Linked DNA regions of Homo sapiens: all the other regions are linked to region 1. A link is an interaction called in ENCODE POLR2A ChIA-PET data of the cell type or tissue named here. Cell type or tissue: GM12878. All regions are shown on one strand.

Region 1 (2,500 bases):
TACGTATCAGGACTACTAGCAGTTGCTGTGTGCCTTTGTGTTCTGTTTAGGTCAACAGCACCTGTGGGGTTGTGCGGTGCACAGCCTACAGGAATGTACCCACAGCCCCGACTACTGGTGCTCCACTATTTTAGTAGTTAGCATGGGGCTGGCCACTTGAGAAGTGTCTGGATCTGGAGGACACTTGAAGGTACTCACAGTTGTATTAAGGGTCACAGGAAAATTTCAGAAAGTAAATAGTCAAGAAACACATTAGTTTGATTGATTAATTGAATTTTATGCCAGGCAAAATTTTGTACCTGCCCATCTCCAAGGACCTCAGGGTCCTCCTACCTGGACTTACCAGCTCTTTAAGGGTTTGACCCTCTCTTAGGCTTTTCAGATACAAAAATACTCTTATTACCCACAGAGAATAGATCAGATATTTTTATTCACCTGAATGTAGAAATGAAACGAGTTGAATTAATATTTACAGTTATTATACATTGTTACTCATACCACTATTTAATTTCAAGGAAAATCATTAATATCATATGTTGTGCTTTTTGTTTTGATTTGTTTTGTTTTTTTTTTTGAGACAGAGTCTCTCTCTGTTAGCCCAGGCTGGAGTGCAGTGGCACGATCTTGCTCACTGCAACCTCCGCCTCCCAGGTTCAAGCGATTCTCATGCCTTAACCTACTGAGTAGCTGGAACTACAGGCATGCACCATCATGCCTGGCTAATTTTTGTATTTTTAGTAGAGACGGGGTTTCTCCATGTTGGCCAGGCTGGTGTCGAACTCCTGACCTCAAGTGATCTGCCTGCCTCTGCCTCCCAAAGTGCTGGGATTACAGGCATGAGCCAGCGCGCCTGGCCACATATCATTTGATGTTTATGTTGTAGCTAGGTATATGGATGTAAAGTAACCCTGAGGGTCTGCCTCCCTCCTCTTTTTTTGATAACTGAGGGGCCCAGAGAAGCTAGTGCTGCCTGTATTTCTACAATGGGATGAATTTTTAGGCTATCATTTTTTAGGAATGTCTAGGTGTCATTCCTAGAGCATTGGCAAGTTGCCCTGACCAGAGTCCTCTCCTTAGCAACGGGTGGCTCTGAGGCCCCAGGTCCCAAGTAACCACTCTGACCAGTTTCCATACCCTCTCAAGCGTAGCCAGCTGTTTTCCCTCACCACAGACTGGAAACAAGGAGAAAGACGTCACTTTCACTTCATTCCCGTGGGACAGTCCTTGAGTCTCAAGGGAGGCTGGGAGTGGCAGTGAAGGGTGGGGAGGCATGACTGCATCTCCGGAAGCTGCTGGGGTGGAGTCTCACTTCTCATCAAACAGAAGGACAGCTGGGGATGTTCTCATCTCAAATAGAGACTATTTGGCAAACAGCAAATATATTTTGAAGGGCTCTGGGCGCCTCAGAGATGTGACTGCATAGTGTGGAAGTTGTCAGAATCAAAATGGAGTCACTTGTGCTTCAAACAAACAAGCAAACAAATAAAAAACCCTGACAAATAGAGCTGGGGAAGGCCATGAAGGATTCTCATGCAAAAATGCTTGATAACAAAAATGATCACAAGGCCGGGCGTGGTGGCTCATGCCTGTAATCCCAGCATTTTAGAAGGTTGAGGCAGGTGGATCACTTGAGGTCAGGAGTTCAAGACCAGCCTGGGCAACATGGCAAAATCCCATCTCTACTAAAAATACAAAAAATTAGCCAGGCATGGTGGCGGATGCCTGTAGTCCCAGCTACTAAGGAGGCTGAGACAGGAGAATTTCTTGAATCCAGGAGGCAGACGTTGCAGTGAGCTGTGATTGCATCACTGCCCTCCAGCTTGGGTGACAGAGCAAGACTCTGTCTCTAAATAAATAAATAAATAAAAATGATCACAAAAGACTGCAAAAATCTCAACCTTGCACAAAGCCCTTCACCGCCTTACACAACAAACACTTCTATGAGGACATCTGCCCAACAACTGCCTGTCTAACCTTGGAATGGCATCCCCCTTGCTATTGATCCTTATAGCCAAGGATAATTATCTTAAAACAGTGATCTAATCCTCATTTTTTCCTTTAAGAACCTTTGTTTTCCTTCACCTTCCTAAATATGTACATAGTTTACTCTGGCACACGTGTTCCCCTTGTAATACCCTATTCCCAAATCAGTATCATTTCCTTTCAGAGAGCCTCTCTCTGTTGTGGCACTTCAAAGACATAGTGGCCATAGTGACTATGCAGGCTTCTTTAAATGTTATGTACCAAGAAGTCCTTTTTTTTTTTGAGACAGATTCTTGCTCTGTTGCCCAGGTTGAGGTGCAGTGGTGTCATCTGGGCTCACTGCAACTTCCACCTTGTGGGTTCAACCGATTCTCCTGCCTCAGCCTCCTGAATAGCTGTGATTACAGGCACCTGCCACTGCGCTGGGCTGATTTTTGTATTTTTAGTAGAGACAGGGTGTCACCTTGTTGGCCAGACTGATCTTGAACTCCTGACCTCAGGCGATCCGCTCACCTGA
Region 2 (2,500 bases), 210 kb after region 1:
GTTCTTTCCTTTCCTATTTTTCCCCCTTACCATTTCTGTTCACTTTGCTGCTACTAGTTTGGCTTTAGTACCTCCTACTGATATGGCAGAGTGAAACCTCGACTTCCTTTCCACAACTTTATCTGATTCCAGCTTGTTCTGTAAAGCCTGGGCAATTTCTCTAGCCCAGAAGGTTGGTGCCCAGTGAACCTTCCCCCATCTCACTCACCTTCACCCAGCATAAAGGGCCCACTGTTCCTTTGTGAGAAAAGAAAAAAGCAAAGTATGTTGTGATTCAGTTTCCTCTTTTTTTTTTTTTTAACAAGGACTGGATCAGTCTCCTTCTTTCCTATTTATTACAGAGAAATCTCACTATAGTTTCTGGTGGTTGAGACACATTTAAATTTTAAATTTTTTTTTAAACTTGAGAATTAAAAACAAACAAATGAAAACCAATGACAATGCTGATGGATATCTCCACGTACCAGATGATAAAACCCTGGCTTGTGGGGTAACTCGTTTTCCTGTTAGGGCCAGAGAAAATTTTCAGTGGCTCTGAACTCCTCCCCATCATACATACCTCTCTTTTTCCCTCCTTTGTTTTGTCTTTTCCATACCTCTAAGTCAGCCAACCTCCTCTGCCAATTACCTGTTTTTCCTTTATTCTTCCCTGAATTGCATAGCCCCCAGTTTCATTCTTCCAAAGGAAGAAGAAGGACCCTCAGGGCCAGTGCCGTCAAGCTCTGCTCTAACTCACTAATATTTCACAAATTATAAAATGCCCATTTTCTTTTAACATTTGAGAATTTCTGAAATCAGAATGCTTTCATTCTGGTGGCATGGCATAGCATGATTGACAGTGTTTTTTCTTACTTCATTACATAAAATGAAAGTGCATCTTATAAGCAATGGCATTTTAGTTTGGGTTTTAGCTTTGATAAAACATGATGATTGAGCCTGTAATACTAGCACTTTGGGAGTCCAAAGCAGGTGGATCATTTGAGGTCAGAAGTTCCAGACCAGGCTGGGTAACATAGTGGAAATCCCATCTCTACTAAAAATACAATTAGCCAGGCGTAGTAGCACACGCCTGTAATCTCAGCTACTCAAGAGGCTGAGGCAGAAGAATCGCTTGAACCCAGGAGGGGGAGGTTGCAGTGAGCCAAGACAGTGCCACTGCACTCCAGCCTGCGCGACAGAGCGAGACTTTGTCAAAAACCAAACCAAACCAAACCAAACCAAACAAAACAAAACATGATGATTGATAACGGAAGATGATACATACCATTGACTCTTGAACAGTTTGAAGGTTTATAAAGGTAGCAGAAAAAATGAGTCCAATGTGGCTTTGAGTGTGCAAGTGTGAGCCATGGAATATATATTTTAATAAATGTTTCACGTCTATGACAGTACCTCTAGGGTTATGATCCTTTTCATACTACTTTTTGAAATGACTTTTAGACAAATCACCATTGTCAAATTATGTGAACCAAAATCAGATTTTCTTTAACTTTTCAATAAATACATGAGAAACTTTAGAGGAAATAATAGGTAAGAAAAATGAGTCATGTACATTTTTGATTATCTAAAATTGTGGAAAACAACTTTATGAACAATAGAACTTACAAGTTCAAGTCATTTTCTGCGACAAACAGATCAAGCCTTATCAGCTATGCCCTAATTGCTAGGAGTGTTTATCGAATATTTTCCTTAGGGTAGATTTTGATAGAGTATCTGCTACCCCCTCACCCCCTCAAGCCTGCACAGGTGGATAGGGGGTGGGTGGACAGGATACTGAGAAACCTTGGCAAGCAGTGGGACTTAGCCCCTGGGCCAGTGAGCACACATGGGAAACTCCACCTCTCCCTGAGCCAGCTCCGGCACTTCTCACCACTGAATCAACGCCCAAGCATGCTATATTCGTTTCTAAGACTTCTTGCTAAACAAAACAAGGAAATAAAAAAAAAAATGTTAAAAGAAAGGAGGTGGGAATACTCAGAGTCAATATAACCATCGCTAACCAAATAAACGGGCTGATGGAGTCAACTCGCTACTGCGTGTAACGGATTGATTTGCTCAGGGTTGAAATGCAAGTGCCGATCGCCTCTCCATATTCGCGGAGTATCTTCCCAGTATCTCCCCTCTCCGACCCTGGGAGGGTGCACCCTTCTGTCTCCGCGGCCACGTCCCCTCGCCCCTTCCCCCTCCTGCCTCCACGCAGCGGATCCGGAGGGGTGTAGGCCGCTCCAGCCCCGGCTGCAGTCTGTGACCCTGACGCAGGTCGAGGGGGGCTAATCCCAGGGGACCTCAAGGGGGCGGGCTGGAGATCCCGAACCTGAGCACCCAGCTGGTGAGCCGGTTTTGCAAGGCGGGGTGGACCTGGAGGAATGTGACCCTCAAACTTAGCAACGACTCACATCTTGCAGTGGCAAATGCCCGGTATCCTGGGCATCCTTGGTGGGGTGGGGTGGGACGCGGAGGGGTGCAACGAAAGCGGACTCCCAGCAGGGGCGACGCGTGG
Region 3 (2,500 bases), 200 kb after region 1:
CAGCTCACAACATTGAGGCCTGTGACCACTCTGGGGCCCAGAAGGGAGACTCCAGAACCTGTAGCTCACAACATTGAGGGCTGTGACCACTCTGGGCCTGCAGAAGGGAGAATATAGAACCTGTAGCTCACAACATTGAGGGCTGTGACCACTCTGGGCCTGCAGAAGGGAGAATATAGAACCTGTAGCTCACAACATTGAGGGCTGTGACCACTCTGGGCCTGCAGAAGGGAGAATATAGAACCTGTAGCTCACAACATTGAGGGCTGTGACCACTCTGGGCCTGCAGAAGGGAGAATATAGAACCTGTAGCTCACAACATTGAGGGCTGTGACCACTCTGGGCCCCAGGAGGGAGAGTACAGAACCTGCAGATCACAACATTGAGGGCTGTAACATTCTGGGTCTGCAGAATGGAGGGTATAGAACCTGTAGCTCACAACATTGAGAGCTGTAGCTCACAACATTGAGGGCTGTCACCACTCTGGGCCTGCAGAAAGGAGAGTATAGAACCTGTAGCTCACAACATTGAGGGCTGTGACCACTCTGGGCCCCAGGAGGGAGAGTACAGAACCTGCAGCTCACAACATTGAGGGCTGTTACCATTCTGGGCCTGCAGAAGGGAGGGTATAGAACCTGTAGCTCACAACATTGATGGCTGTAATCACTCTGGGCCGGAGGGGGAAGAGAAGCCAACATTGCAATTTGTAAGGAGAAACTCCTGTATGAGCAGCTATGACATGAGACCACTGGACACAGCCAGACCAAGAGGACAGTGCAGGCAGGAAGCTGAGGGATAAATATCACTCACGGTGTCCCTTCCTTCTCTTATTTGGGGCTCCCCATCGGCTGAACACAACCAGAAGCCATAGGGCAAGGGGCCTGGAGTTGTATCCTTACCAGACAGGGTCCTGGGCCAACTAAACAGTGGGGAGAGGGGAGGGTGGGTCTGAAGAAGCAGACAGAAGAGACCTGGCAATGAAACTATGCATCTGTAATTTGGATAGAAACTGTCACACTGACCACCCGCGGGGCTATACCAATTTACATAACCACCTGCAATGTGTGAGAATTTTCGTTTCCCTACCGTTGCTTCTTAGAGGTATATCATCAAGTTCTTGGATTTTTCTCAAATTCATAAATGAAAAGTTGTCTTTCACATTAATATTAATTTGTATTTCTCTTACTCTTTGTGATGGAACACCTTCATCTTTTCATAGGTTTAAGAGCGATTTGCATCTCCTTCTCATTAACTGTTCGTGCCTTTGGCAATTTTTCTGTTGAGCTGTTGCTATTTTCTTACTGGTTTGCAGTTTTTTTTTTTTTTAAGTAGAAGGGAAACTGTGATATGAGTCACATCTTTTTCTTCTCTCCCCAGTTTGTCACTTGCCCTTTGAGTTGCTTGTGCTGTTTAAAAAAAACAACCCCCCCAAAAAAACACCCAGAAGTTTTTGAGTTTTATGTTTTCAGATTTAAAGGTATTTTCTTTCTTAGCTTCTAAATTTTGAGTCATAATCAGAAAGTCTTCCCTACTCCAAGGTGAGAAAGGAGTTCTTCAAGAAGAATTTTAAGGAGCCCCAGTAGATCTTGTTCCTTCTCTCTCTCTCAGATATTCTGTCCCCATCCATGTGACTAAGACCTATAGATTGTGGGCATTCTTCTGTCCCCCAAACACTGGGGAAATATCATCAAAATAAAAAAAGACCATGAAATCGCAGACTTGTCATGGCTTGTGGCGACTGTCTGTGGCTGGTGACATAGGAGTAAGAAGAATTTACCATGACAGTTTAGGTCAAGAAAGGCAGATTTATTAGAGAAAGTAGGAAAATACATTGCAAGGGAGCAATGGGCAGGTCAGTAAGAGACGAGTTGACTGCCAGGAGACAAAGGCTTGCTGGGGATTTTATAAAATGCAATTTAAGCTGAAGAGTGCTATGTGGAGGACTGACAACGCCAAGGTAGCAGGGAGCTAACTTGCATTTTTCGGTCAGCCGAGATGTTTGATGATAAGTTGAAGCATTTGATGATACGCAGGAAGATTGTGAGTTATGTGTGCAGGAGGGTCGTATGTCCTGGGCCATAAAGAAAGGCAGACCTATAGCTTATCTGCTTCTTCTTTTTGTTTGTATGTCCTGGACCATGAAGCAAGGTAGACCTATGGCTTATCTGCTTTATCTCTTTGCTTTCCCCTAGACCCCCAGCCTGACTCCTCTTCCCTAATTAGGACTTCACAAGACGAAGTTCAAGCTAAAAACAATGTAATTTTTAAGTCTTCTCTGCTGCCACAGTAACACATCCAACCTGGGGTATTCTCTTAGAGAAATCCAAGTGATTCCAAGTCAAAATTTCCAGCCTTGCTACAGACTCCACCACCCATGAGATATCCAAGCACGACTGCCTGGAACTAATCCCATAATACTGTACCCATTGAGAAACATCTGCTGAGATATCTTGATGTGTGATGTCATCTCCCATAATCAATCCACAGCAGAGGCGTTGCC

The links. ChIA-PET counts read pairs that join two places held together with the same protein. Peaks named below come from ENCODE experiments on the same cell type or tissue, not always from the same donor. Only the 100,000 strongest peaks of a DNase experiment are listed, where the experiment ranks them.
Region 2: POLR2A ChIA-PET joins it to region 1 with 5 read pairs; 7 of 35 experiments call an interaction of 5 or more read pairs at or near these places.
Region 3: POLR2A ChIA-PET joins it to region 1 with 8 read pairs; 7 of 35 experiments call an interaction of 5 or more read pairs at or near these places.

Annotation. Positions count from the first base shown.
Region 1 is chr21:33,440,995-33,443,494 of GRCh38, reverse strand. It overlaps a transcript of TMEM50B not described here. Among named protein-coding and RNA genes, the nearest start is that of TMEM50B, 38 kb to the left of the region's middle. In GM12878, no CTCF peak of the experiment used is centred here; a DNase peak (open chromatin) is centred at 1,244; H3K27ac peaks cover 1,673 bases.
Region 2 is chr21:33,230,454-33,232,953 of GRCh38, reverse strand. All of the region lies in intron 1 of IFNAR2-IL10RB (IFNAR2-IL10RB readthrough), which reads right to left. All of the region lies in intron 1 of IFNAR2 (interferon alpha and beta receptor subunit 2), which reads right to left. Among named protein-coding and RNA genes, the nearest start is that of IFNAR2-IL10RB, 1.8 kb to the right of the region's middle. RefSeq lists a silencer at 1,138-1,327. In GM12878, a CTCF peak has its summit at 2,266 (motif pointing right); a DNase peak (open chromatin) is centred at 1,255; H3K4me3 peaks cover 2,500 bases; H3K27ac peaks cover 2,500 bases.
Region 3 is chr21:33,237,601-33,240,100 of GRCh38, reverse strand. All of the region lies in intron 1 of IFNAR2-IL10RB (IFNAR2-IL10RB readthrough), which reads right to left. All of the region lies in intron 1 of IFNAR2 (interferon alpha and beta receptor subunit 2), which reads right to left. Among named protein-coding and RNA genes, the nearest start is that of IFNAR2-IL10RB, 8.9 kb to the right of the region's middle. RefSeq lists enhancers at 1,393-1,442, 1,583-1,812. In GM12878, no CTCF peak of the experiment used is centred here; DNase peaks (open chromatin) are centred at 1,067 and 1,200; H3K4me3 peaks cover 2,323 bases; H3K27ac peaks cover 2,500 bases.